Regions from separate parts of the Homo sapiens genome. Here region 1 is linked to region 2. Evidence: chromatin loops called from intact Hi-C (ENCODE). Cell type or tissue: IMR-90. All regions are shown on one strand. Links, peaks and the distances in the headings refer to the core of each region. The heading gives the core; the rest is flanking DNA.

Region 1 (15,608 bases), core at 3,747-11,746, 64 kb after region 2:
AAAACTGATGTTGAGAAGTCACAATACTAAAACAGATTGGAGGCTTCATTTTTTTTTCTTTTTTTTTTTTGAGACGGAGTCTCGCTCTCTCTCCCAGTCTGGAGTGCAGTGGCACGATCTCGGCTCACTGCAAGCTCCACCTCCCAGGGTTCACGCCATTCTCCTGCCTCAGCTTCCTGAGTAGTTGGGACTACAGGCGCCCACCACCACGCCCAGCTAATTTTTTGTATTTTTAGTAGAGACAGGATTTCACCGTGTTAGCCAGGATGGTCTCGATCTCCTGACCTTGTGATCCACCCGCCTGGGCCTCCCAAAGTGCTGGGATTACAGGCGTAAGCCACCACACCCGGCCGGGAGGCTTCATTTTTTAAATGCGATTTTGGAAGCATCAAGATGTTGAAGATTTTGTTCAAGGCTGCAAGCAATACAGACATAGGATTGCATTCCATGTTCCTGACATACTCCTAACCTGCTCATCACAATGTTTACATCAACATCATACTCTTGCACACTCCTTCAGAGAAAAATACAAAACACAACCGTCGAACTTCCTCTAATTATTGCCAAGGCACTATTAGATGTTAACAATCTCGGATATTCTCAGAGACCAATGGTCAATAATATATCAAAAAAGAAATAATTTGGCTCCCTCCTCCCCTCCTGAAGTAATAGTCTTGGAGAAACAGGCAATGTTAGATAAAATATCTAAGGGAAACAGACTATGGCTAAATGATATCTATTTCCACACTAGCAGAATTTGCCAATTCTTTCTACTTCACTTCTGATTTCATACATCCCATTCACTACTTTCTGTACCATTAAAAGCTATCACCACAGTCTTGGTGGAAGTGTAAAATGGTACAGCCACTATGAAAAACAGTATCGCAGTTTCCCAAAAAATTAATTTACCATATATGATTCAACAATCTCATTAATGGGTTTATATCCAAAAGAACTAAAAGCAATGCCTCGAAGAGATACTTGCACAATCACATTCATAGCAGCACTATTCACAATACTCAAGAGGTGGAAGCAACCCATATGTCTATTGATGGATAAAGAAAGAAAATGTGGCATCTATATACAATGGAATATTATTCAGCCCTAAAAATGAAGGAAATCCTGTCACATGCTACAACATGGAGAAACCTTGAGGTCACTGTGTTAAGTGAAATAAACTAGTCACAAAACAACAAATACTCCATGATTCCACTTATGAAGTATCTAAAGTAGTCAAATTCACAGAAACAGATTGGAATGATAGTTGCCAAGAGCTTGGGGGAAGGGGAAAAGGGAGTTGAGGGAATTTTTTTTTTTTTTTTTTTTGAGATGGAGTCTTGCTCTGTCGCCTAGGCTGGAGTGCAGCAGCGTGATCTCGGCTCACTGCAAGCTCCGCCTCCCAGGTTCATGCCATTCTCCAGCCTCAGCCTCTCTGAGCAGCTGGGACTACAGGTGCCCGCCACCACGCCTGGATAATTTTTTGTATTTTTAGTAGAGACGGGGTTTCACTGTGGTCTCAATCTCCTAACCTCGTGATCCGCCTGCCTCGGCCTCCCGAAGTGCTGGGATTACAATCGTGAGCCACCAGGCCCGGCCGAGGGAATTCTTATTTAATGGATACAGAGTTTCAAATTTGCAAGATGAAAAAGTTCTGGAAATCTGTTTCACAACAATGTGAATATACTTAACAAACTGTACACTTAAAAATGGTTACAGTGGTCAGCTTTATATGTTTTTTAACCCATAATTTGAAAAGGAGAGAGGGAGCTATCATGATACAGTATGCTGGTAGGCATTCCTTACTTCCCTAACTAGAAGCTAGTGAATCTTAAAGTGCTGGAAGTTAGAGATCTGATTATCTGCTCTACCACTACCTCCTTTTTACAGATAACTGAAGCTAGGAGTAGTACACCAATCTTTAAAGTCAGGTGGACTAGAATCCAAACACTGGCTCTAACACTTTGCTGTGAGCCTCAGCTCCCTCCCCTGTACAAATGTGGATATTAAATGAAACAATATAGCATAGTACTTGGCACACAGTCTTCCTTCCCTTTCAACTCTCTGGGATGGTTCATTTTGTAGTCAAAGCCCTGTCTTGGTTGGCAATGGTAAACAGAGTAACTATTTGAACAAAAAGGAAACAGGTGAATTTTTAATAAAATAGTTTGTGTGTGTGTGTGTGTATGTGTATATATATATATTTAGATCAATTCCTGAGAAATGCTGAAATTAAGCCAACTACCCACTGAAGTGATTCTGCTATATGTTTTAATGCTTTCCCTCCAAAAAAAATATCTAATTTTAAGGAGAGAATGGTTACACATAAAATTTATAGAATCATCTAAAAGAGGCTACTCCTAGAACAGCCAAATCTCTCATACATTCCTGGTTGAAATATAAACTTGTATAACCTCTTCAGAGAAGAATGTGCATATTCTAGAACCTAGCAGTGCCTTGCAACTCCAAATATGGTCTATGGATCTGCATTACCTGGGAACTTGTGAGAAATATAGATTCTCAGGCCCACCTGAGAACAACTGAATCAGGACCTGAATCAGAACCTGCAGTATCATAAGGTACTCAGGTGATTCCTATGCACATTAATTGAGACGTATTGCTCTAGAGAAACTCACCTACAAGTGAAGAAAACATGTGCAATGTTGTTCATTGCAGCATTACTTGAAAAAGCAAAAAATGTAGAATCAGCTCAAATGATTATCAATAAGAAAAATGAGATATTGTGGACTATTCATACAGTAGGAAACTATACAGCAAACTTGATAAAGCAGAATTACATGGAACAATATAGAAAAATCTCAATAAAATGGTGAGTTTAAAAAAAGCATGGTAAGAGTTCATTATACAAAATTTGAAACATGAACACAACACTGTGTGTGTGTGTGTGTGTGTGTGTGTGTGTGTGTGTGTAAACATTTTTAAATGCATGGCACCAAATTCAGGATAGTGGTTACATCTGGGTAGGGAAGAAAGAAAAAGAGATAAAAAAAAAAAAAAAGAACACCAGGAGGCTATGATCATATTTAATATTTTATCTCAAAAATGAAAACAATCCAAAGCAAATACAGGAGAAAATTCAGATATTACAAAGCTGGGAGGCAGGTATACAGGGGATGTTCACTATATTACTTTTTATACTTTTCAGAAAACTTATTTCATATTTTTTAAAATGAAGAATAAGTTTCTCCCCATTGGTTAGCATTTCTCATAAACAAATATCATCGTACTCAAACTTGTACTATAGAAATAATCATCTATTTGTCCTATCTAGGTTTTAAAAGAACAAGTTTTGCATCTGACTTATCTCTGAATGCATCATCTCCTCTCCGCAACACACACACACACACACACACACACACACACACACACACGCACGCACACACAACTTCTCTTAGGGCTTCAGAGATCAAGTTAGGAGATTTGAAGGTCAGATTCAAGTGAAGATATGGTTACCTGGGCCAATCAACATGGAAAAACAGAATCTCTGCCTGGGGTAGCCAAGATTATGGACCCAAATAGGACTAACTGTAAAGTCTGCAAAATAAGGAAGGAAAAGAAACAGTAGTGCTAACAGCAGGGCTGTATCAGGTGCACCAAAATCAAGTGAAAAAGAAAAAGACATACATCCAAGGGCATGAATATATTCATTCATTCAGCAAATATATATTGCCTCATATATACCTGCTAAACATTATTTCAGATGCTAGGGATGTGGCAGTAAACAAAACAGGCCAAAATTAACGCCCTCATGGACCTTACATCTTAGAAATGGACACACAATTAGTTACTTAAATAGGTTAAGTATTTAGTATGTTAGAAGGTAGTTAAATCCTAAGGAGGAAAAACAGCAGGAAAGGGAGACAGGGGAGATGGAGGTGGAGAGTAACTACATGTGTGTTGTGGGAGTGCAATTTTAGATAGGATGGACATAGGAAGCGTATGGTAAGTATATGCAGGAGTTTTTCATTTTACATGTTCTTTACACGTGCTTCTGGGCAAGGTAGAGAGGTTTAAAAGGTTCAAAGCAATGTTCTGTTGATAATTGAATTAGTATGAATAGAAGATAGAAAAATATGCAGAGCACAAAACCAGAGAACTGTAATTCTTCTCTGAGGTTTCTAGAGAAAAGATTCCTGGCAAAGCACATTAATCACTGGTTCAATCATCAACAAACTAGTGTTGTGCCAGAAATACAGACTACAATTTCTAGGTGCTGGAGATACAACAATGAGAAAGACAGACGTGGTCATTGTTCTTATACAGCTTAATGTCTTATAGCAGAGAGAAAAACAAAGAAGCAATATCGTGTGATAAGTATTGAAACAGAAATATGAATAGAACATTATGGTACATGTGTTTGCACATGGAGAACCACCTAATTCAGACTTTCTAGAGGAAGAAATATCTAAGCATGGACGTGAAGAATGAGGAGGTATAGCTAAGCTAAGGGTAGAGGAGAGGAGTATCCCCAAGGCAAGGAGCAGCATGTGTAACAACATCAAGGCAAAAGAGAGCATAGTACTATAGAGAACTGGAAAAAGTGCATTGTGGCTGGGACACAGAATGGGGTAAGAAGTGGTGACAGGTGAAGGACTTTCCTAAGAGCAACTGGATAGCCATGGAAGAATTTTATACAAGAGAGGAAGAATAATCAGATCTACATCTTAGAAACATAATTCTGGCTACAGTGTGAAAATGGACCAGGGAAAGAATGAATGCAAAGAGACTTTTTAGCAGCCTGCTAAAAAAAATCCAATTGAGAGATGAAGATAGCCAGAAAAATAAATGCCAAGAGCATGTGCATGTTATTATGACCACAGGATATTTATCATTACCTGTGCACCAGATGGTAGGCTCATATCCTAAAAACCTAGTTTTTCCCCTATTGTAGTAAAAATGAATCATGTGTGCCAATGAATTATCATTGTCTCTTACTCAGAAGGTAGGAAAATTGTATAAAAATCAAAGACCCTAATAAATTGGGCCCATAAAAATGTTGCCAGAGTTGTGCTTTATAACCACCTAAAGTCATTATGCTCTTCTCTAAGACAGCACCTTTACTTGCACATTATGTCAATACCTGATAACAATTTTCATCCTCTCCCTTCCCATAACAATTTTTCTACCCGTTTTAACAGCTTCTGAGACTCTAAGATTCATGACTGGCTGTGTAAGAGGCAAGTACTTGCTTTTCAGCTGAATAAACAAAGACAGACAATGAGGGTAATGTGGCAAATGGGTCTGCCCACTCAGATATTTTCCAAAGAAGGAGTTCACGCTGGGCTCCCTCAGTTGGAAAGCCCAGGGGAATAAACATTCCAGATATATAACTAAACTAATATCAAAGTCATACTTCATCAAGCACTATTACTTCTGCTGCTGAGGGAATGGCATACAAAACTTTGGGGAAATTACGAGGTCCAAGGACATAAAAATTAAAGAATGGGAATAAAGAAGGTAAGTACACTGGGGTATTTTGTTGACAAAACCAAACCTGACATATTAAAACAACTTTACTCACCCAGAGACCAAGAAAGCAATGAACTTTCATCAATGCCCTGGAGTCAGTGTGTGTGTGTGTATATATTAAAGGATATGTGGCTATAGTCAAAGATGGCAACATTCAAAATGAAAACTATTTGTATTTTAGGGTATACTCTAAAAGACTAATGTTTTGTATCAATGATACATCAGATGTAGAATGTTTGGCAATGCTTGGGGCAGCTTCTCTATCCTTTTTATTTATTTCATTCAAAATGAGCAGTACATTCCTAACCAGGTCTGCTCAGACACCCAGGGTGCTACTGAATGGTAGTACAGACTCTTCAGTGACCAAGCAACCAATATCCTGGAATTTGAAAAGAACTTTTTATAATGAAAAGTTCCACTATCAATAGACCATTTGCCTGAGTTGTTTTCATAGTTGCAACTGACCCTCTGCTGGAGACCAAAATTTCCTCTGTATTATCCCTAAAGTCACTCCACTAGCTAAAAATTAGGATAGGACAGAGGAGGAGGGAAGTACTTTAAATTCTAACATAACAAAAGAAGAAATTAGGTAATCAAAATAAAAATGCCCTTGTTATAAAAATAATGTTGGCCACAGACATTTAAAAAGAAATATAAATATTTTATTGAACTCAATAAATATGTATGGAATGAGCATGGTTCCAATGACACATTTTAGCACAAGTTGTTTGCAGTTAATATGACCATTGATAAGCATTTCTTTGAGTCATAGTTTCTTCACATGTAGAAACTGGGTAATAATCTGTATCCTACCCTATCCAAACAATTCCAGGAGTATTTATGTTGCCAGTTTTCATCCTCAGTTGAGTTACTAGGTATTTAACAATGCCAGAAATAACAACAAAAAAAGCCACCATTTTTCATTACTTGTCTCAAAAAATGATCAATCAATCAATCAAGTCTCTAGATTTAGCTCTAGCAACATAAATGGATAGGGGTGTGGATGAGGCAGGACTGGCCATGGAGTGATAGTTGGTTGTGCAGGTGGGTGAGAGATATGAGAAAGGTCATAACCCTACTCTGTTAATTTTGGTATATATTCAAAATTTTCCACAATACAAAAGTTTTTAAGTATCTTTACGTTACTCTCACAGGCATATTTTCCTAGATACTTTTGGGGCATCTTTGCCACAGGCCACTGATGCCCTGAACAAGAAGTCAGATTTCAAATATGCACACTAGGCAAAAGCTCTTCACCAAGATTAACTTCAATAAAGTTGGATAGTTTAAACGCATTTTATCAAAATTTCCTGAATGTTTGGAAAGTAGATGAATTGCTATTCCAATGACAATTTTAAGTAACATCAATTGAATTCTTTCCCTGTGCTTTCACTGTTTTAAGTGCTTTACCAACATCATCTCATAATTCTATGATGTAGGCTGACAGACAGGGAGTAAGTGATGGAGCTGGGATTGGAATCCAGACAATCTGACTTCAGAGCCTGCACTTTTAACCAACAATGACTGGATACTTCAAGGCTGAACATTACCGGTTTGGGTAGCATTAGAAAGAATTAAGAAAAGAGAGGAAGAAAACTACTTCAGGCTCAAAAGTACATATGCATTGCCTTGTCAAGAGAAGCAGTATAATATGGTACGGAATAAATTGAGTTAGGTACTTCGAATACTGAATTGTGGCTATGTACCACTCATTATTACATGATCTTGAGTAAGTTAAATACTTCTTATCTTCGGTTTCCTCATCCATATTTAAGTTTAAGGTAAGGACTGAAAGTGAAAATGTACATTAAGGAATCTAATACATAAGTATTCTAGAGCACTTGCATTTGTGTATGAATCTGTCTCTCCACTAGATTGTGAATGCCTAAGTCATTCACCATTCTCTCTTCAGTTCCTAGCACACTGCCTGGCATACAGAAGGCACTTGTGTTTGTTTAACCTAACATCAGATCCATCAAGAGGTCCAGCACCAATTGGTAGCTTTGTCAAGTCTCTAATTTTAATTATCTAAGTCTATGTGTTATACCAACAAGTAAAATAGGTTTCAAATGTTTGCTTAATAACAGAAGACAGGAAACTAATTCATAAACCCTCTATTATTATGTTATCTAGCATTTAATCCAAAATTAATGATGGAAAAGATTTAAAGAGACAGTAAGTGCCCTCTAATTATCTTCTCTGATGATCATTTACACTTATAGAAGTATGTTGCAGTTTCTAGACTGATCTTTCCAAACACAAATCTCACCATGTCACTTCCTGGCTTATACTTCTTCATGGCTCTTAGAATCAATTTCTGAGCATGACATGGAAAGCACATCATGATTTGACAACTTTGGACCATCCCAGCCACAAATCTCTTCATTCCCTGTTCCACCTTCATGTACCTTTTCCTCCCCTACTCGAGCCACTCAGGACTTCAGTTCCCTAAATGGGCCATGTATGTGCTCTCTTACTTCTGTACTTTTTCAACAGGCTGCTGCTCCCTTTTCCTAGAGTGTCCTTCCCCTCTTCTACCTGAATAATTCCTATTTGTTCTCAAGACTCCACTGAGAGAAAACATCCCACAGAAAGCCTTTCCTGACATTGTCCTTCATCCCCTAAAAGTCTGGGTAAGGAGTCCTCTCTTTGCTTCTGTAGTACATACCACTATGATAGAACTTACCATTCTGTAGTCTAATTTTCCATATCCTTCGCTATGTTCTCAATGACAGAAACCAGGTCTTATTTGTCTTTCCAGTATCTATCTAGCCCAGCTAGGTGCACAGTGGGTGATTAACAAAGATCTGATGAATGTAAAAGAACCTTATTTTGTATAACAGAAAGCCCAGTGTAAACTTATTGACAAAAGCACACCCTTTTCTTTGTTACTTAAATAAAAGTGAATGTAAAGTCAAACAGAAGCATCTTAGTGAAGCACTGTTAAAGACCAATTTGAGCATGGCAAGAAAAAATAAAGAGGATTTGAAATTTTGTCTGGTTAACCAAAAAAAAAAAAAAAAAAAGAAGAAGAAGAAGAAGAAGAAAAAGGAAAAAGAGGATGATACCATTGCAGATTGGTTAAGCAATAAGGAAACAGAAAGCAACAGCATCCTGCTGCTTGTGGCTTTAGTCCCTGAAGACCATTTAATCACAGATTTTAAGTGTGTGTATTTCTAAATGAGTGCTCTATTACACAAGATCATCAACTAAAAGAAGTATAGCAAAGAGAAATGCTTACATTCTGATAAACTGTTAAAAGGCTTGCTATTAACAAGAAAGACCATATGCTAAGAAAAATAATTCTCTAAAACAGCAAGTTTAAGTAAACATTTTTGTTGGCAATAAATGTCTGGAATCCATTTGGAATTTTTCAGTATTATTCACAAGTTAAAAATAATTGATACATATAAAAGTACATTACTAGGTTGCAAAGCATTTGTAGCAACTCAATACCATTATTTGCTATTGTCTCTATTTCTGACCAACTTGTGTTTCATGTTTTACACTGGCTAAAATGACTGTTAGTTTGGGGATGTAGGCTATTAGCCCTTAAATGTCATCCTGGCTAATGTATAACTTTACTCATCTGACTCATAACAGACATCCAAGTCTTCTCCTCTGGAAACCAATCCACTGTACAAATCAATTAGGCTAAAAAAAAAAAAATAAAGGTAAAAGTAAAATGGACAGAGCAGTATGTGAGGATGTACTTTTTCTTTTGGGTAAAATGCATACTTTCTACTCCAAAGAATCAGGAGAAAAACTGAAGAGAGTAGTAAACAGATATATGATATGGACAGTAAAATAATGACTACAAATCAGAAAAGAGAAGCAAAGGTGGCAGGGGCAAAAGATGCATTACAACTAACAGTGGTTAGAAGGATATAATAGAACACATTAAACTCAACCTACATTTAGCATGTCATTTTGCCATCCTAGAAAGAGCTTAAGAAATAAGATAGATCTGGGTTTGAATCCCAGCTAACTAGCACTTGGCTGTGACCTTTGGGCAAACAACTTAACCTCATCTTAGATTCAGGTTCTTTATTTGTAAAGTTGGGTAACACTGCTTATCAACAGAATTGAGAGGATTAGAGGTAATGAAGAATTTAAAAGGATTGGAAGCAGTGAAGTAAAAAGTCCGAAGGACTAAGTTTTCAATATGCAATAAAAAGTACAGCTAATATTTAGAAGGCCAATTTATGCCAGGAATTCTAAGTGTTTTACATTTATACGAATCATTTCATAATTATGGGCCTCCACTTCTTCATTTCTTCAAAGTGAGATTCTACTGCCCTAGGTTATTCTACTTTTTTAAACATAAGTACAAGACAGTTTGCCCAACAGCCTTTTCTTCCCAGAGTAGATGCAATCTCATGATACAGCTGGTTATACACAAAAGGAGGCCAAAAAGAAAGTTTCATGTTTAGCAGGTATGGTAGGTACTTCAGGCAATTTTTGTGGCTAGTGACTATCATGGTAGGTCTAGGAAAAAATTTCAAATTGCCCTTTTCTGGTTATGTTTCTAGATAGGAAGAAGAGGTAACCAAAGATGAATAAGGCAGTTTCTGTCCTCACTGTTTGTGGTCTAGTTGTATATTATAATATGGTGCTTTGAATTTCCCATTCACATTCAAAGGCCTTTTTGACAGCATCACTCCCAGAGATAATTTACTATTTAGGGGTATTCACTTATTTAACAAATATTTACCACAGACCTACCACATGCTAGGAATTAATCTAGGTGCTGGCCATATAGTGGTTTAAAAAAAAAAAAAAAGAGAGAGAGAGAGAGACAAAGACAAAAACCCCTGCCTCTTATGGACCTTACATTCTAGTGCTGGTGGTGAATAGGGACAATTTATGCACCAATGCTGTTCAATGATTTATTTAGTATTTACTACATGCTGAACACTATCCTATGTACATGTTAGGGAGTGCCAACATCAATAAGACACAGCCTATAGGCTACTTGAGAAAAGGTAAAGAGGAGTCAGTTACATAGACAAGTAATACTTAAAATAAGGGTCCTTAAAAAGCAAGTAATCAAAAGGTCAGGCGCGGTAGCTCACGCCTGTAATCCCAACACTTTGGGAAGCCAAGGCAGGCAAATCACAAGGTCAGGAGTTCAAGAGCAGCCTGGCCAAAATGGTGAAACCCCGTCTCTACTAAAAATACAAAAAATTAGCTGGGAGTGGTGGTGGGTGCCTGTAATCCAGCTACTTGGGAGGCTAAGGCAGGAGAATCGCTTGAATCTGGGAGGCGGAGGTTGCAGTGAGCCCAGATCACACCACTGCACTCCAGCCTGGGTGACAGTGTGAGACCCCATCTCAAAAAAAAAAAAAAAAAAAAAAAAAAGCAAATAATCAAAAACTATGTAATGTTAGGAAGTATAATAGGAGGCTGTAAGGATGTTTTTAAAGGACAAATAAGTTTGCAGGTAGCCAAAGAAAGGGTGTGGGTAGACACGTGTCATTCTTTTTGTCAGCCTAGTATCATAGTATAATTTCCCACCATTCTCAGAATCCCTTCCTATTTGGAGGAATTCTCCATATTTTAAGCCTTGATACCGCATCACGTAGGTTCATAATGTCAGATTCTTGTTTTTCTGGCCTCCCCTGCAGCCAGGGCATGGGCCAGTCATTGAGGTTCCAACAATCAGATGCACCTTTACCTGGCTTGGAATTAGAAACTAATGATTCAAAGGAATGAACAGGAGGCCCTCTCTCTGGTGGCAAACAGGGAGATGGATGGAGTATGACAAGTGGCAGTAGCACTTGTTCTTACATCCAATACCCAAGGTTAGCAGTGTGAGTGGTGATGTCAGTGGCATATATTCAATGGACACAACTGACTATTACCTCTAACTCCGTGGCCTGAATTTGGTACCTCTGGAGATTCTGTGAACTCCTCAATATCCTTTTAATAAATTTCAATCCTGATTGAATCAATAAATGATTTCTGTTGCTTAGAATTAAGACCCCTATTGAAACTGAAGAGTAGGGCATCCCAGGTAGAGGGAACAGCACATGCAAAATAAGGAGAATCTAGTTAACTTAGTGATTAGGAGAGGCAGCTCTAAAGCTAAACAGATCTGAATTTGAATCAAGGTTCTACATTGTACTAGCTATGAAACCCTGCTTTGTGTATTCAAACTCTCAAAACCTCAATTCCTGCTTGGTAGAGTGGGGATAATAATACAAACTTTTTATTAGGTTCTTTTGATAATTAAATGAGGTCATGGAAATTCATTTAACGCTCTTAGTATCTGACAAAGAGTAACCTTCACAGATGATTGCTTTATTAATAATGATAATGAAAATAAGCATAGTATTTGAAGGAAAATATAAGCCATTTCAGTCTGCTAGAGTTTAAAGCACAAGGGGAAAAGTACAAGAAATGAGGATGGCAGACATCTTGGAGTTTTAAATCATACCAAAGAACTTGAGCTCTATGGGCTGGGCTCACTTTAACAGTGAGTAATAGGAGAATTATAGTGAAACATAAATAGTATATTAAATGATTAACTAGGCAAATATGATGAGGTTTTACTTTATATATGTATTCTCCACATCTATAGTTGTATAGTATGATCTGACCACTGTACTTATGTACCTGTAGGATGTAATCTAGTTGGAAAACATATTCGAATCTAGTTGGATCTATAGTTGAATAACAGCTGCTCCTTTGTCTGATCTGAGAGATAACTAACCTTTGAGTAAGGAGAGAAGTTTACAAAATAAGGAAGGGGAATGCACCCTGAAATGACTGGCAGAGTATGAATCACATTTGCAAGTCTGATACTCTATGACCTTTCTTTCTTTTTTTGGAGACAGGGTCTCGCTCTGTCGCCCAGGCTGGAGTACAGTGGGATGAGCTTGGCTCACTGCAACCTCTGCCTCTTGGGCACAAGCAATCCTCCCACCTCAGCTTCCCAAGTAGCTGGGAATACAGGCACAAGCCATTATACCCAGCTAGTTTTTGCATTTTTTGTAGAGAAGGACTTTCATCATGTTGCCCAGGCGGGTCTCAAACTCCTGGGCTCAAGTGATCTGGCCCTCTCAGCCTCCCAAAGTGCTGGGATTACAGGCGTGAGCTACCGCGCCCAGTCTATTCTATGACTTTTATATAATCAAACGTCATCTGCTATTTTTTTTTTTTTTTACAAAATATTGTTATGCATTAGCATCTTGGTCTAGAGTCCATATTAAGTTAAAGATGAAAGGTTTTATAGTCAAGTCAAAAACAATCAATACTACCATTTCACAGTATGTGGTATTACTTGCTAAATGCTAATAAGCATGACATTGTCTCTTGTTAGCACCGATCCTCTTTGTGCTGAATAGACAATCACATAGTTACTATTCAGTTCTGCTTTACATTTGCCATGCTTTTCTACCTGCTTACCCTCATTTAATTTCCACCATTATCTCCTCTCCCAACCTCCACTCCACACCCATATCTGCCTTCAAGAAACACTCTTTGATCTAATTTTGATTTTCACAGTAGCTACTGAAAGCGAACCTGGATCACTGTGTACATCTCAGAACCAGTGCTGAGACAGAAAATGTATGAGTTTGCTGGGGGAGGATAGGGGAGGTGAAAAAAAAACAGAACCCAAAATGTGCTCTGTAACTACTAAATGCTTTATTTCATTTTCTGCTACTCCCATCTGCTTTGGCAATGCAGCACAGTTTAATCAAAGGAAAAAAGGGGCACAGATTTGAGTCAGAGGGCTAGTTTTGAATTCCAGGCCCAACACCCAAGAACCCTATTTGGTAGGTTACTATTATACTCATGTTACAGAAGATAGTATAGAAGCCCAGGAAGATTATGTGACTTGCACCTGTATGCAACTATGTAATGTTAGAAAGTATAAGTTATAATAGGTTATAATAGGTGTATATCAATGTGCTACCAACATAAAATAGAGTGGTCACATCTTTCTACGAGCCCAATTTTATTTTTACTTTACTAGGTCATTTGTAGCTAGGGCCTACATAAGATCCCAAGGAGTATATACTCACCAGAACTGGACAATGGCTGTTTTGGGGATTTCCATCTTTGCATTTGCCTTTTTAAAATGTCTTCTATTTAGTCCAGTTCTGAGCAGTACCATTACTGCTGTAACTGGCAACATGACACAGGATAATTCTAGCTTGACCTGGGCCATTCTGGAAGGATAGGAGGTAGCCTTTGCCTCAAGCATATTGTTACTAACCTGCACCTTAGAACCACCTATTAGAGAGTTGATCTGTGACAATATGCAAGTCTTTCTGATTACCAATGTGTTACCAGTCTACAGATTATATGACGGAAGTTGGTAAATTAATTAATCCAGAATTAACAGACAAAGTTCTCACTGCTGTCTTTGAAAAATCCCTGTTTTTCAAAAACTGTTTTGAGTGTTTACTATGTGCTGATTATTAATGTATGTGCTGACTATTAAGCACTGCTGAATTAAGGGTTTTACATGCATTGATCAATTTAATCCCCTCTCAATAACACTATGATTCATTACTGCTTGGATTTCAAAGTTCAAAATTCAGAGAAGAGTAATCATTACCAGTTTCCTAAAGGCCAGAGTCATTCTCTGGCATATTCTTTAGGGTAGCACCTAGGCCTTTTGGCAACGTACAAGCCAGGCAGATGGGCACCTTGTCTTCTCTCATCACAGTATTGAAAAATACCAAATGTCTGGCTTTGTTCCAGGCTGCTTTGGGCTTTCAGGGGCCACGTGAACCAAAGACAAATCATGTTTGTGCTGGATCAGACACAAGAAAAACAGTCACTGACTTGATTCTGCCAGGGAGTACCAAGTCTCAAGTAAAGCATCATATGGGGTCTTAGATCAAAATAGATTTACTTTCTTTTTGGTGACATGATAAATAATTTAAATGTGGTGAATTTTTTCACATTTTGATCTGTCTTATATTGGTCTTCAGAAGACTGTTAAATCCTACTTGCACCTCTGTTTTCATAACAAGCAAGTGATCTCATTTATTATCATGAGAAATGAAGCAATATATGCAGTAATAAAATATTAAACTCAATCAGTGATTTTAAAAAAGCTTTATGGGACAGCTTTTTTCTCTATTTTTCATTTTCTACAATGTTTATTGTAGAAAATGAACATAGATTATTTTTATAATTGTAAAAAAACTGGCCAGGTGCAGTGGCTCACACCTGTAATGCCAACACTTTGTGAGGCTGCGATAGGAAGATTGTTTGAAGCCAGGAGTATAGTATCAGCCTGGGCAATATAGCGAGACTGCATGTCTACAATTTTTTTTTTTTTTAAATTAGCTGAGCATGGTGGCACATGCCTGTAGTCCCAACTACTCAGGAGGCTGATATGGGAGGATCACCTGAGCCCAGGAGTTCGAGGCTGCAGTGAGCTACAATCACACTACTGCACTCTAACCCGGGTGAAAGAGTGAGACCGTGTTTCTTAAAAAAAAAAAAAAAAAAAAGTAAGTAGAACCCATTCTAAACAGATCAACCAAAAATAATATTACATAAAGCACAACTTATATATGTTGTGAGTTTAATATGAGATAAAGATTATTTTGTTTTCTCAAGGTAGTGGGGAAGAAAAATAATACTAAAGGACCTCAAACCTTTGGAAAACACCATAATTGTTAAATTATACAAATATGTCAACTACAAAATAGCATAAAAATATATTTTGTGTAAAGAAGCCATATATAAATGAATGTGTTTATTTCTTTGTTGTGTTTAATCAAAGCTATCTTGGTCACATTCCATTATAAGCTAATATAAACCATGTAACTTGGAAAGAATATTAAAGCCTTTATGTCTGAGAAAGCCCAAAGTAGTTTACATGTGTTACTTCTCAAAAACCTTTGGTGACTGGAAGTTTCATTTTATAGTCTGGGAAACTGAGTCATAGAGTCATCAAAAAATATACTCAATAACTCAAAAAGTGAATAGAAAGACTAGAATTTAGTTCTTCTGACTTCGATTCTACTGATTAGCTGGACCATCCAGCCCTGCCTTTGCGGACAAGTTGAAGCAACAAACTAACTTAAAAACTAAAACCAGTTGAACAGGATAGGTTTGCAGGCAATACACCAACAATTCAGTATAATAATACC
Region 2 (15,608 bases), core at 3,669-11,668:
CCACAAGATAAAACTGGCAAATAGGCAGAGACAAGATCGCATAAAAGAAAAAAAAAACAATTTCTTCTAAATCAATTTGTTTTACTATAGAGTATTTGAATGAAGAATAAAACTTTCAACCGATTTTTCCAGGGTACTTTTGACTTCAAGTATTTTGCCACCCTGTTCTCATAAAAACACTTGTACTTGTCAGACTAGTGTGTCCTGATTTTTTTTGCTTGTTTGTTTGGGAAAAAAAATGTTTCCAAGGAAGGATACTTAATTCTTACATTTAGGAAAACTAAGATCAGAAGTTAATTGGCTTTAGTTTTTAATGGTTTGACTAAGTTTGCCTAAATGTGGTTTTCTTTGTTTTATATTGCTTAGGGTTTGCTGAACTTTCTGAATCTGTCGGTTGACACCTTTAATCCATTTGGAAAATTCATGGCCATTTTCTCTTCAGATATTACTGGGATCCAGTATCACTTTCCTCTCTTTTTAGATCTCCAATTACATTTATGCTAAACCTTTTGGCTGTGTCCCACATCTTCCCTGCTCTGTTCTTTCCATTATATTTTCTCGAAATGCTTCAGTTTGGATATTTTTAATTGTACTGTATTCAAGTCTTCTAACTTTGTCTTCACTGTGTACAATCTACTGTTAGATTAATGCAATGAGTTATTAATTCACATGTTGTATTTTTCAGTTCCAGTTTGTTCATTTGATATTTTAGAGATTCCAATTTCTATTGACATTTTGCCTCTCTTCACCTATTTTGTCTGATTTTCCCTTTATTGTATGAAAATACTAACTTTAGTCAAGTCTTTCTAAGTTGACTCTAACACCTAGATCACCTAAAGGTCTGCTTCCATTGCTCATTTTTTTTCTCTTTGGTATTGGTCACATTTTTCTGTCTTTGCATTGTCCAGTATTTTTTATTGTATGCCGGACACAGTATATAAAAGAACCAGAGAGGGCTCCCCTTTCATCTGTTAGGCAGATATAATGAGAGAATTACTTCAATCCAATCAGAAGGTGAGGCGGCTTGAGGGTGGACTGTAATTTTAGTATGAGTTAATCAACTTCTGGTTCCTTACTATTTCTTGGTCAGAGCCTAGCAAGCCTGTGTCTCCTTAGCCCTAAAAGACTGTGAGAGATTTGTATTGGCCTTTGGTAATTTGAGCTTAGGTCCCACTGCATGCACCCTCAGAGTCTGAAGACATCTTGAGGGGGAGATAATTGAATGTCATAGCAGGCCCTCTCTTTCTAAAGGGATTTTGTCTCCTCAGCACAAGACTGAAAGAGAAAGAGATTTTTTTCTACCTTTCTGGCCCAGCCTTCCATCTTTTGCATAGTCGGCTAATATCCTGTGGGAAAGCTGGCCTTGTGTTTGGGGATCCTCTTGTTTCCAACCATCATGCAAGCCTCAAATGACTGCCAAAAACATTTCTTGTATCTCTTTCCTAAAGAATTCCTTTGCTTGGGTCTAGCTCATTCTTTGCCTATGCTCAGAATCAGCAAATGTCCCCTGGAAAGACAATGGCTGGTGATCATCAGTTTACCTAGGAAGAGTTCCAACCTTTCTGGAATTTTAGTTCCTATAGTTCTCCTTGCCTCCATAGGTATATGACTTTTTTTTTTTTTTTTTAATTTACGTACTTTTTCAAGTTTGTTGTAGCAGGAGTTTGGCTTGCTGTGATCTAGTACATCCTACTTAGAAGATAAAGGCCCTTCCAAACTATTTCAGAAGAATCAACCTATAGCTGAAAGATTTCCAAATTAAAAGAACAGTGGAATAATTACATGACAAAGTTAAGGAAAGTACGTACCTGTGAGGGCATCGCAACTGGCAGACCGATTATTGCATTGGCAGGGCAAGCAGCCATTCTTACTAAAGCCATAATATCCATCTTGGCATCGGTCACATATAGAGCCAATGACACCCACTTTGCACTGGCATTTCCCAGAACTGCAAATAAAAGCAAAGACAATGAATAAAAGTAAATCAATTTAAAAGTTGTATTGAGTAACACCCCAGAAGGGAAAGAAAGCCCAGCTCATGTAAATCATATATACTTACCATATCTCAAAGCCTTGTGTCCAAATAAATCACCTATCAAATTCTGTATTGCTATTAAAAGCTGTCTAGTGTATTGCATAATGCAATTTCTTAGCTAACAAATAATTTTACAGAAAATTTAAAATGGAGGCATTTGAAAGCAGGAGTAATAATGATGATGCAATGAGCTATCATTTATTGAGGGCTTATGTCAATAAATATATTTTTTCTCTAATCCTCAAGGTAGTTCTACCTGGTGAGGGTCATAATACTTATTTTACTACTGAGAAAATTCAGATAAAGTTACTGTCCTCAGCTAGTAAGTCAAGTCTATTCATACAAAGCCAGACTTTTCCCCACCATACTATCTACTCCTAAGATTGACTCTAAATTGGTACAAGAAATTTGTCTGCCAAATAACTTGATATCCACTTAGGTATCAAGCTTCATTCTGTAGATCCAAAGCATTACAATTCACCATCTATATAGGTCCTGACTCCAGTGATGGTGTTTATGCCCTGTCCACAATAAATCTTGCTCTCTTTTCTCACTGCAAGTAAATTTCAGGTCTTTAACAAAGGCTGAGAAATCTTATTGCTTGAAGAGAAGCTGCAGCCTAACAAAGTCAAAGGTTCTCAGAGATAGAAGCCCAAATATTTTGATGTTTAAAGCTTAAATAAAATTTGTACTGATCATAGTATAGGAGATGTTTTTAAAAATGCAACAAAAATTTACATTATCTAATTTATACTATCAAGCATGAATCTATGAATCTTAAGTAATTTAGTAAAGAAAAAAGAAAAGAAGCCACACACATATACGGTCTTACACAAGAATATCCCAAGGTACTTAAAGATCTAGCAAAGAAAACCTGTATTCATAAAAAATAAAATTCAGGAATATTTTATGACTCAATAAGAAGGAACCAGTCAATCGAAGCCACTCTATACTATCAGAAAATTATAAAGAACATAATGTACCTTTCAAAGAATGGCTTACAACACTTCATCAGCTTATTTCCAAGGCTTTTAAAATGTTAATCAAAATATGCTTACTCCTCATTCCTCTAAATATGTTATTCAATATACAAAAGGATAAACAGTTACTTTCAATGATGGTGTTTGCCTAACCCACAACCTACAAGAAGAAGGTATTAGTTTCGAACACAAAATCACTTAATAATATTGTGTAACCATAATATAGCCAATGTTCCCAAAGTAGTTGCTATTCCTGAAGTGGGTTTTCCCTTAATAATTCTTGGGGCACTAAAAGACTTTCTATCTGGAGGATCTGCTCCTTAATTGCTGATTTAAAGTGACTTAATGAATCTTGATAAAGTAGTTGTCTGAGTGTACATACCATGCTTTATTTTTTCCTGGGTGATTTTTGTTCGTTTTTGTTTTTTGAGAAAGGGTCTCATTTAGTCCCCTAGGCTGCAGTGGCGTGATTTCGGCTCACTGCAGCCTCAACTTCCTGGGTTCAGGTGGTCCTTCTGCCTCAGCCCCTCAAGTAGCTGGGACTACAGGTATGCGCCACCACATCCGGCTAATTTTTGTATTTTTTGTGGAGACAGGGTTTTCCCCTGTTGCCCAGGCTGGTCTCAAACTCCTGAGCTCAAGCAATCCGTCTGCCTTGGCCTCCGAAAGTGCTAGCATTACAGGTATGAGACACCATGCATGGCCAGATTTTAAAACAACAAGAAAAAAAAAGGTGCTTTTCTCTCTTTTAAAAGAAAATATAGGCCGGGCGTGGTGGCTCACACCTTTATCCCAGCACTTTGGGAGGCTGAGGTGGGTGGGTCACTTGAGGTCACAAGTTCAAGACCAGTGATCAGCCTGGCCAACATGGTGAAACCCCGTCTCTACCAAAAATACAAAAATTAGTCAGAGTGGTGGTGTGTGCCTGTAGTTCCAGCTACCTGGGAGGCTGAAGCAGGAGAACTGCTTGAACCCAGAAGACGGAGGGTGCAGTGAGCCAAGATCATATCACTGCATTCCAGCTTGGGTGACAGAGTGAGACTCCGTCTCAAAAAAAAAAAAAAAAAAAATGAAGTGAGGAATTTTGGTTGTGAGGCTGCACTACTAGTGCTTTTGCATCATGTTATTCATGGCCCAAGGCCAATTTCTGCATGTATAAGAATTAAATTTATCAGGCATGGTGGCACATGCCTATAGTCCCAGCTACTCAGGAGGCTGAGGCAGGAAGATCACTTGAGCCCAGGAGTTCTAGGCTGCCTGAACTACTCCAACTGCAGTTAAACAGGAATAAACAGCTGGGTCCACTTATCTCAAATTAAACCTGTCTCTCATAAAGCCCCACAGACCAAGAAACACAGGAGACTAATCCTGCAACCACCCAATGGGTTCACCTTGCCCACTGCCTAGGCAGAGCTGATTTATCAAGATGGGGGAATTGCAATACAGAAAGAGTAATTCATGCAGAGCCAGCTGTGCAGGAGACCAGAGCTTTATTATTACTCAAATCAGTTTCCCTAAGTATTCAGGGATTAGGGTTTTTAAGGACAACTTGGTGGGTGGGGTGAAACCAGGGAGCCAGAAGTGCTGACTGGTTAGGCAGGAAATGACATCACAGGGAATTGAAGCCATCCTCTTGAGCTGAGTGTGCCATGATCGGGCCTGTGAATAGCCACTGTACTCCAGCCTGGGCGACACAGGGAGACTCTGTCTCTTAAAAAAAAGATTTAAATCGGCCAGGTGCAGTGGCTCATGCCTGTAATCCTAGCACTTTCGGAGGCTGAGGCGAGTGGATCACGAGGGCAGGAGTTCGAGACCAGCCTGGCCAACATAGTGAAACCTCGTCTCTACTAAAAATACAAAAATTAGCAGGGCATGGTGGCACACACCTGTAGTCCCAGCTACTCGGGAGGCTGAGGCAGGAGAATCGCTTGAACCTGTGAGGTGGAGGTTGTGGTGAGCCAAGATTGCGCCACTGCACTCCAGCCTGGGTGACAGCAAGACTCTGTCTCACAAAAAAAAAAAAAAAAAAAAAAAGAAAGAAAAGAAATCACTCAGCAAATATAAAGCTTTGCCTGTGTGACTTCCTTCGTAGAATAAAGACTTTACAACACTCCCTTTCATGGTCTCTCTCTGTTAAAGACTTGAATGCTTTCTGAAGCAAAGGTCAATGATATAAATGCAATGAAACCAAAAAAGAAAAAAAAAAGGCTGTGAACAGACCACTTATGCTTATCCATAGATTTGAAATGAAAGAACCAAAACCCACAGCTTCATAACTGGAGAATAAATGTGTAGAACTGGATTTTAAATAGAAATCAGACATCTGTACTATGAGATCAGCTAACAATTTAAGATAAAATTTGCTTATCTGGTCTTAATGACATGTTGCTAGTAAAGTACCAAGATAGCACAAAAATTATATCAGAAAAAAAAGAATATAGAATTATTCATAAACGAAGCATAAGCATTGTGGAGCTACGCTGCATTAAGTGTAACTATGCATATACTACACATTTCTTAAATTATCCCAAAAGGGATTCTCAGATTTTCTTGTGGTAGTAATGCTCAGTTATAGAACTTACATACTCATGGGTGTGAACAACTCCTGCAAGGTTTTAACACTTTAGAAAAAAGCATTTTTTAAGTGTATATAAATAAAAACATATTTTACAACACTAATAGTCATTACTTTTTCAAAAGAAAATTCACTGGTGTATCATCTCAAGATATGGTACATATCTATGTCACATGAATACAAGCCAAATTACCTTTTTAAAGACTCTGTTTAAGATGAGTGGGTGGAGAAGCTTCAGAATTTCCATTATTTTACAGTCACATTGATTAGGTGGGATGGGTATAATACAGGAAAGGAGTATCAGAGTTTATGGAAAAAACCAGCCCGAGGAAACAGAGTTTGGTTCATATTCCAGCTCTACTAGTGACTAGCTGGCACAAAGTATTCATTCTATCTTGGCCTCTGTATTCTCATTTGTTAAGTGAAGACAATTATACCAACCTTTGTAGTATATTAAAAATTGCATACACAATGCATTTAGCACAGTGTCTGGCACATACTCAGTACTCAAAAATGAAAGCAACTATGGACATGATGACAGTGATCCTAGATCTTAAATATTTTCTGAGAATTCTAAGGAAAGTAGGTTAGAATTCCCAGTTGGCAAAGACAGGGAAGACTAAGTTACTTACTTTTAAAATTTAAAATTTGTAAGTAATTTAAAATTTTAGAATTCTGTTAATAAAACTAAAAAAAAGCAAAACATTAAAGGATAATTACTAGTTTGTAGCAAAAATATGGCTAGAAAAAGAGAGCACATTATAAACACATGGTAGAAACAGTTTTGGGGGAAAAAATTTTAATCGAGAAGAGAAAGGATCTGCAAAATCCTACATTAGGTGGGATCAAAGCCAGCTGGACCTGACTTGCTTTTCTACCAACTAGTTAATGATTTATTTCTAAATTGTTAAATGTCTTGGCATGTTTTTTGTTATCAAGAAAGTCTATTTTCTTCCTAAGATTTACAAGATATAAAGTACGTGTGTATGTATATTTTTAGGTATCACATTATCAATTTTAACTCAAGCAGTTACAGAATAATTAAAAATTATACATAGTTCTTTCCTTTTTCTTTTTTTTGAGATGGAGTCTTGCTCTGTCACCCAGGTTGGAGTGGTGCAGTGGCACAATCTCGGCTTACTGCAACCTCCGCCTCCTGGGTTCAAGCGATTCTCCTGCCTCAGCCTCCCAAGTAGCTGGGACTACAGGCATGCACTATCACGCCCGGCTAATTTTTGTATTTTTAGCAGAAACAGAGTTTCGTCATGTTGGCCAGGCTGGTCTCGAACTCCTGACCTCAAGTGATCCACCCGCCTGGGCTTCCCCAAGTGCTGGGATTACAGGTGTGAGCCACTGCGCCCAGCCCATAGTTCTAATTAGAGAAAATTAATTCATTTGTGGTCATTTGGGAACTTTTGCTTTTCCCCTTTCCTTCTTCCTCAGACATTACACATGTTGACACTCTGACATGAAGACAATAAGAAACACAATTAAGAGATAATGAAATGTATCAATTTTCTTCTTCCTCCACTTTTAAAAATGAACTTAAAAATAACATTTTAAGCTATTTTTAAATAACTAAAAAACAATTTACTTTGGGAAGAGACTGAAACTAGTAATTAAAAGTCTGAAATCAGTAATACCAAACTGCTGATTATAAACTCGCTCAATATATTAAAATCGAACTTTAAAAGGTAGCTAGAAAAAGTTTTTCCAACTACAAAAAGGTTTTATATGGAAAAATAAAATAAAACGTTATTAAAAATTCTTAATTTCATGTCTGGGTCATGATTTTGTAGAGGTAAGAAAATAATAGTTTCTCCTCTTGTTAAAAGAAACTTAATAATTGGACTTTCTGGCAAAAGATTATCTGAATTTAGTGTTCCTCTGTCTTTCCACAGTTATGGAAAAGATCATTATGCAATAAGCGAGGCTTCTGGAGGAAAAAAAGGATAGCTTTATTGTTGAAAACATTGGGCTATTATGCTAAACATTCCTTGTATTTTTGAGGGCAAATAGTCTAAAATATGTTTAGAGGAAATCCATATTCAGACAGAAATTCTTGTCGTTGTTTTTTTTTTTTTTTTTTTTTTTTTTTCAGAGACAGAGGACAGTTTATTCCTCCAAACAAAAGCAGTAGCTAGAGTAGAGTATCAGCATTTACACCATGTCCCCAAACCTCAATTCCCAACGGTCATGCAACGAGGGCCAGTGATGCCTGCATATGAGGTGGGTTGTTACAGAAGAAGAACCCCAAACTCAGAGAATCCAAATCTTTTATAATGGACAGTGAGCTTACCTGATCTTTGCCCAGGAGGGAGACTTTATTTTTATTATATTGGACAGTGGCAAATCTGTTCTTTACTCCAGAGGAAGATATTAGCTCTATTTTCCAAGGCAGTTTGCTATGCAAATATCCTTGAATAAATAGTCCAGAACAAGGCAGTGCCTCTGCTTGCAAAAGCACAAGAGATCTTTAGAGAATTGTCTTGAAACAATAACCACCTCTCAATGATACAATCTCATAGCCTCTGAAAACTTTTCTCATGAGTACAACACTCCAGTCATGATGACTTTGTTTTGTTTTTTGTTTTTTGATACAGGGTCTCACTGTGTTGCCCAGGCTGGAGTGCAGTGGTGCGATCACAGCTCACTGCAGCCTCAACCTCCCTGGCTCAAGATATCCTCCCACCTCAATCTCTTGAGTGTGGAACTACAGGCATGTGCCACCATGCCTGGATAACTTTTTGAAATTTATTTTTTGTAGAGACAGGTTCACATTATATTGTCCAGGCTGGTCTCAAACTCCTGGGCTCAAGCAATCCTTCAGCCTTGTTCTCCCAAAGTGCTGGGATTACAGGTGTGAGTCACTGTGCCTGGCCCAGTCATGATGATTAATCTGAACAACAGAGCCAAATCCTGCCTGAGACACATTTTAAATAAACTTTTATTGGAACACAGGCTAGGTGCAGTGGCTCATGCCTGTAATCCCAGCACTTTGACAGGCCAAGGAAGGCAGATCACTTGAAGCCAGGAGTTCGAGACCAGCCTGGCTAACATGGCAAAACATCGTCTCTACTAAAAATACAAAAATTAATGGCATGGTGGCACACGGCTGTAATTCCAGCTACTCGGGAGGCTGAGGCATGAGACTTGCTTGAATCTGGGAGGCGGAGGTTGTTGCAGTGAGGCAAGATTGTGCCACTGCACTCCAGCCTGGGTGACAGAGTGAGACAGTCCCCAAAAAAATTTTTGGCTGGGTGCAGTGGCTCACATCTGTAATCCCAGCACTTTGGGAGGCCAAGGAGGATGGACCACCTGAGGTCAGGAGTTCAAGACCATCCTGGACAATATGGTGAAACCCGTCTCTACTAAAAATACAAAAATTAGCTAGGCGTGGTGGCACGCACCTGTAGTCCCAGCTACTCGGGAGGCTGAGGCAGGCGAATTGCTTGAACCTGGCAGGTGGAGGTTGCAGTGAGCTGAGATCGCATCACTGCACTCCAGCCTGGGCAACAGAGTGAGACTCCGTCTCAAAAAAAAAAAAAAGAAAAGTTTTATTGGAACACAGTCATTAATTTACGTATTGTCTATGGCTATTTTCACTCTTTAATGGTACAGTTCAGTATACCTTGACCATCCGCCCATTGCTGAGTAGCCTTTTTTGCTATTATTTTTAACTGACAAATAACAATTGTACATATTTATGGGGTACAGTGTGGTATGTCAATACAAAGCCTATATGTATACTTTCATATCTGTTAACCAACCTTTGGCTATCTTCCCCTCCCACCTTTTCTACCTTTAATAACCACTATTCTACTTTCTACTTCTATGAGATCAACATTTTTAGTTCCCACATAAGTAGGAACATGCAGTATTTCTGCATCTGTCTGACTTCACTTAAGATAATGTTCTTCAAGTTCATCCATTGTGCCATGAATGATAGAATTTCATTCTTTTTTATGGCTAACTAGTGTTCCATTGCACACATTTTCTTTAGCCACTCTTCTGGTGATGGACACAGAGGTTGATTCTGTATCTTGGCTATTGTGAAGTGCTGCAATAAACATGGGCATGCAAATATCTCTTTGGCATACTAACTTCCTTTCCTATAGATATACACCCAGTAGAGGGATTGTTGGATCATATGATAGTTCTATTTTTAGTTTTCTGAGGAACTTCCATACTGTTTTTCATAATGGCTGTGCTAATTTACATTTCCACTAGAACAGTGTATAAGAGTCCCCTTTTCTCTGCATCTTTGCCAGCATGTATTCTTTGCCTTTTTGATAACAGACATTCTAATGGGGGTGAGATGACATCTCATTGTAGTTTTGATTTGTACTTCTCTGATGATTAGTGATGTTGAGTACTTTTCATTTGTATGTTTTTGTTTGAGAAATGTTAATTCAGCTCCTTTGCCCATTTTTAAAATTATTTGTTTACTGGTTGTTGAGGTGTTTGAAGATATCTGGATATTAGTCTCTTTCAGATGAATAGTTTGCAAATATCTTCTCCCATTCTGCATATTGTCTTTTCACTCTGTTGATTGCTGCCTTTGCTGTGCAAACGTTTTTTAACTGGATCCGATCCCATTTGTCTATTTTTGCTTTTATTGTCTGTGCTGATGAGGTCTTCACAAAATCTCTGCCCAGAGCACTGCCCTGAAACATTTCTTCTATGTTTTCTGCCAGTAGTTTCATAGTTTTCAGTCTTGCATTTAGTTCTTTAGTCAATTTGGAAACGATTTTTGTATATGGTGAGAGATAAAGGTCTAGTTTCATTTTTCTGCATATGGATATCCAGTTTCCCCAGCACCACTTATTGAAGAGACTGTCCCATTCTCAATGAATGTTTTTGGCACCTCTGAGAATCAAGTGGCTGTAAGTATGTGGATTCATTTCTAAATTCTTTATTCCATTCCATTAGTCTATGTGTCTGTTTTTATGCCAGTACCATGTTGTTTTGGTTACTAAAGTTTTGTAGTATATTTTGAAGTCCAGCAGTGTGTTGCCTCCAGCTTTGTTCTTTTTGCTCAGAATTTGAGTATTTGAGGTCCCCTGTGGTTCCATATGAATTTGATTGCATTTTTTTTTTTTTCTGAGATGGAGTCTTGCCCTGTCACCCGGGCTGGAGTGCAGTGGTGCAATCTCAACTCACTGCAACCTCCACCTCCCAGGTTCAAGCAATTCTCCTGCCTCAGCCTCCTGAGTAGCTGGGATTACAGGTGTGCACCACCATGCCTGGGTAATTTTTGTAATTTTAGTAGAAATGGGGTTTTGCCATGTTGGCCAGGCTGGTCTTGAACTCCTGACCTTAAGTGATCTGCCAGTCTCAGCCTCCCAAAGTGCTGGCATTACAGGTATAAGCCACTGTGCCCGGCCCTGTATTTTCTATTTCTGTGAAGAATGCCATAGATATTTTGATAGGGATAGCATTAAATCTGTAGATCACTTTTGGTAGTATGGTTATTTTCACAATATTAATTCTTCTTCTCCTTCTCCTTCCTCACCTTCTCCTTCTCCTTCTCCTCCTCCTCTTTTTTTGAGATGGAGTCTCACTCTGTCGCCAGGCTGGAGTGCAGTGATGCGATCTCAGCTCACTGCAACCTCCACCTCCCAGGTTCAAGTGATTTGCCTGCCTCAGCCTCCTGAATAGCTGGGACTATAGGTGCATGCTACCACGCCCAGCTAATTTTTGTATTTTTAGTAGAGACAGGTTTCACCATATTGGCCAAGATGGTCTTGATCTCTTTACCTGGTGATCCACCCACCTCGGCCTCCCAAGAACCCAGACCACAATATGAATTCTTTCAACCCATAAACATAGAATATCTTTTAATTTTTTAAATGTCCTAATCAATTTCCTTTCATCAGTGTTTTATAGTTTTCCTTGTAGAAATCTTTCATATTCTTGGATAAATTTATTCCTAAGTGTTTTTTTTTTTTTTTGGAGCTATTTTAAATAGGATTGGTTTTTTAAATTTCTTTTTCCACTATTTCACTGTTGCTGTGTAAAAACAGCACTGATTTTTTATGTTGATTTTGTGTCCTCCAACTTTACTGAATTCATTTATCAGTTCTAAGAGCTTTTTGGTGGAGCTTTTAGGGTTTTCTATATAAAAGATCATGTCATCTGCAAACAGACAATTTGATTTCCTCCTTTCCAATTTGGATGCCCTTTATTTCTTTCTCTTGCCTAATTGCTCTGGCTAGCACTTCTGGTATTATGTTGAATAGGAGTGGTGAAAGTGGGCATCCTTGTCTTTTTCCAGTTCTTAGGGGAAAGGCATTCACCTTTTCCCCACTCTGTATGATGCTGGCTGTTGGTTTGTCATATTGGCCTTTATTATTCTGAGGTACGTTTCTTCTGTCTATTTTTTGAGTGTTTTTATCACGAAGGAATGTTGAATTTTATCAAATGCTTTTTCTGCATCCACTGAGATGATCATGTGGTTACTGTCCTTCATTCTGTTGATTGATGTATCACGTTTATTGATTTGCATGTGTTGAACCACCCTTGCATCCCTAGTATAAATCCCACTTGATCATGGTGTATTTTCTTTTTAATGTGTTGTTGGATTTGGTTTGCAAGTATTCTGTTGGGGATTTATGAGCCTATGTTATTCAGGGATATGGGCCTGTAGTTTTCTTTTTTGTGTTGTGTCCTTGTCTGGTTTTGGTATCAGGGTGATGCTAGCCTTACAGAATGAGTTAGGGAGAATTCCCTTCTCTTTGATTTTTTGGAATAGTTTCAGGAGGATTAGTATTAGTTCTTCTTCATATGTTTGGTAGAATTTGGCTATGAATGCAACCAGTGGGCTTTTCTTTATTGGGAGGCTTTTTATTGCTGATTCAATCTCATTACCTGTTACTGGGCTGTCCAGGTTTTCCATTTCTTCCTGATTCAGTCTTGGTAGCTTGCATGTTTCCATACAAGCAGAATTTATCCATTTTCACTAGGTTTTCAGATTTCTTGGCATACAGTTGTTTGTAATAGCCTCTAATGATCCTTTGTATTTCTGTGGCATCAGTTGTAATGTCCTCTTTTTCATTTCTGATTTTATTTCTTTAGGTTTTTTCTCTTTTTTTCTTGGTTAGTCTAGCTGATGGTTTCTCAATTTTGTTTATCTTTTCAAAGCCAACTTTTTATTTAGCTGATTTCTTGTATTGCTTTTTAGTCTCAATTTTAAAATTTTTGCCCTAATCTTTATTATGTCTTTCCTTCTGCTAATTTTGAGTTTTGTTTTTTCTGGCTTTTCTAGTTCCTTAAGCTGGATCATTAGGTTGTTTATTTGAAATTTTGCTAGTTTTTTAATACAAGTGTTTATTGCTATAAAGTTTCCTTTTGATACTGTGTTTGCTCTATCCCATAGCATGGTATGGGATGTTGCGTTTCTATTTTCATTTGCTCCAAGAAATTTTAAAATTTCCTCATTGATCCAGTGGTCATTCAGGAGTATATTAATTTTTGTGTATTTGTATAGCTTTCCAAAGTTCCTCTAATTGTTGATTTCTAGTTTGATTCCATTACAGTCAGAAAAGATACCTGATATAATATTAATTCTTTTAAATTTGTTAAGACTTGTGTTGTAGTCTAACATGTGGTCTATCCTGGAGAATGTTCTATGTGCTATTGAAAAGAAAGGATGTACATTTTGTAGCTTTTGGATTAAATGTTCTGTCAACGTCTGTTAGGTCCATTTGGTCTCAAGTGCAGTTTAAATCAAATGTTTCCTTGTTGATTTTCTGTCTAGATGATATGTCCAATGTTGAGACGTTAGATATTGGGTGTTGAAATCTGCAACTATTATTGTATTGGAGTCTAACTCTCACTTTAGATCTAATAATATGTGCATATGTGGGTGCTCCAGTGTTGGGTGCATATATATTTACAATTATTATATCCTTTTGCTAAATTAATTCCTTTATCACTATATAATGACCTTTTTTGTCTCTTTTTACAGTTTTTGACTTAAAGTTTGTTTTATCTGACTTAGGCATAGCTATTTCTGCTCACTTTTGGTTTCCATATGTGTGGAATATCTTTTTTTTTTTTTTTTTTTTTTTTTTTTGAGACGGAGTCTCGCTGTCGCCCAGGCTGGAGTGCAGTGGCGCAATCTTGGCTCACTGCAGGCTCCGCCCCCTGGGGTTCACGCCATTCTCCTGCCTCAGGAATATCTTTTTCCATAACTTTACTTTCAGTCTGTGTATGTCTTTACAAGTGAAGACAATTTCTTGTAGGCAGCATATAGTTAGGCCATATCTTTTTATCCATTCAGCCAGTCCATATCTTTTAAGTGGGGGATTTAATCTGTTTATACTCAAGGTTATTACTGATAGGTAAGGACTTACTGCTGACATTTTGTTAATTGTTTTCTGGTTGCTTTGTATATCCTTATTTCCTTTGTTCTGCCTTTATTGTTTATCATTGATGTTTGGTGGTTTTTTTGAAGTGATAAGGTTTGATTCTCTTCTCTTTCTCCTTTGTCCATCTTTTCTAACAGTGAATGTTACACTTTTGTGTTTTTTCATAATAGTGATTATTGTCCTTTCACTTACAGATGTAGGACTCCCTTGAGCATTTCATGTAAGGCTGTTCTAGTGGTGATGAATTCCCTCAGTTTTTGCTTATCTGGGAAAGACTTTATTCCTCCCTTATTTCTGAAGGATAGCTTTTCTGGGTATAGTATTCTTGGTTCACTTTTTTTTTCCTTTTAGCAACTTGAATATATCAACCCATTCTTTCCTGGCCTGTAAGATTTCTGCAGAGAAATCTGCTGTTAGGTTAATGAAGACTCCCTTATACATGACTTGACACTTTTCTCTTGTTGTGTTTAGAATTCTCTCTTTGTATATGACTTTGAATAATCTGACTATTAAGTACCTTGGATGGGATCTTTTTGTGTGAAATCTATTTGGGGACCACTGAGCTTCCTGAAACTGGATTTCCAAATTTCTCCACACGCTTGGGAATTTTTTAGCTATTATTTCATTAAATAGGTTTTCTATGCCTTTTCCCTTCCCTAGAACTCTCACAATACAAATACTTGTTCACTTAATGGTGTCCCATAAGTCTTGTAAGCTTTCTTTACTCTTTTTCATTCATATTTCTCTCTCTTTTTTTTTTCCTCTGACTAGGTAATTTCGAATGACCTATCTTCAAGTTCAGGGATTCTTTTGCTGGATTCTTTCTTTTGTTGAATCTCTCTGTTGTATTTTTTAATTTAATTCACTGAATTCTTCAGTTGCAGGATTTCTGGTTGGTTCTTTTTTTTATGATTTCTATCTCTGTTGAATTTGTCATTCACATCATAAATCCTTTTCTGATTGACTGAACTATCTGTATTTCCTTGTATATCATTCAATTTCTTAAAAAATCATAATTTTGAATTCCTTTTCTGGCAATTAGTTGATTTCCTTTTCATGCAGGTCTGCCACTAGAAAGTGACGTTCCTTTGGTGGCAACCTATTTCCATGCTCTTTCATATTTCTGGTGTCCCTGTGTTGATGTCTGTGCACCTGGTGGAACAATCATCTCTTCCTTTTTTTTGAGATGAAGTCTCCATCTGTCACCTGTGCTGGAGTACAGTGGCATGATCTTGGCTCACTGCAACCTCTGTCTCCCAAGTTCAAGCGATTCTCTTGCCTCAGCTTCATGAGAAGCTGGAATTAACACGTGTATGTCACCACACCTGGCTAATTTTTTTGGTATTTTTGTAGAGATGGGATTTCGTCATATTGGCCAGGCTGGTCTTGAACTCCTGACCTCAAGTAATCCACCCATCTTGGCCTCCCAAAGTGCTGGGATTACAGGCTTGAGCCACCGCGTCCAGCCTACCTCTTCCTAACTTTCTAGAGTGGCTTCCATAGATAAGGACTTTCATCTGCAGTTGGGTTTTAGTTTGCTGGTTGAAAAGGTGGTGGTGACTCTGTTTCCAATTGGGTGCAGTGGTATAGTCTTCATGAAGATTCTTCATCTTTATTCAATGTCAGCAATAACTGTAAGCATCTCA

Evidence for each region. A loop is a pair of places that touch in the nucleus more often than their neighbours do. Peaks named below come from ENCODE experiments on the same cell type or tissue, not always from the same donor. Only the 100,000 strongest peaks of a DNase experiment are listed, where the experiment ranks them.
Region 1: it touches region 2 in a loop (2.3-fold over the local background); 6 of 110 quality-filtered maps call a loop at or near these places.

What each region holds. Positions count from the first base shown.
Region 1 is chr9:120,684,782-120,700,389 of GRCh38, forward strand. The region is part of intron 1 of MEGF9 (multiple EGF like domains 9); the gene reads right to left. Among named protein-coding and RNA genes, the nearest start is that of MEGF9, 22 kb to the right of the region's middle. RefSeq lists an enhancer at 7,958-8,768. In IMR-90, for the core only: no CTCF peak of the experiment used is centred there; DNase peaks (open chromatin) are centred at 8,660 and 9,000; H3K27ac peaks cover 1,205 bases.
Region 2 is chr9:120,620,808-120,636,415 of GRCh38, forward strand. It overlaps MEGF9 (multiple EGF like domains 9), which reads right to left. Exons shown (of 6, transcript NM_001080497.3): 3 at 1,809-1,948. Among named protein-coding and RNA genes, the nearest start is that of CDK5RAP2, 48 kb to the left of the region's middle. In IMR-90, for the core only: no CTCF peak of the experiment used is centred there; a DNase peak (open chromatin) is centred at 8,494.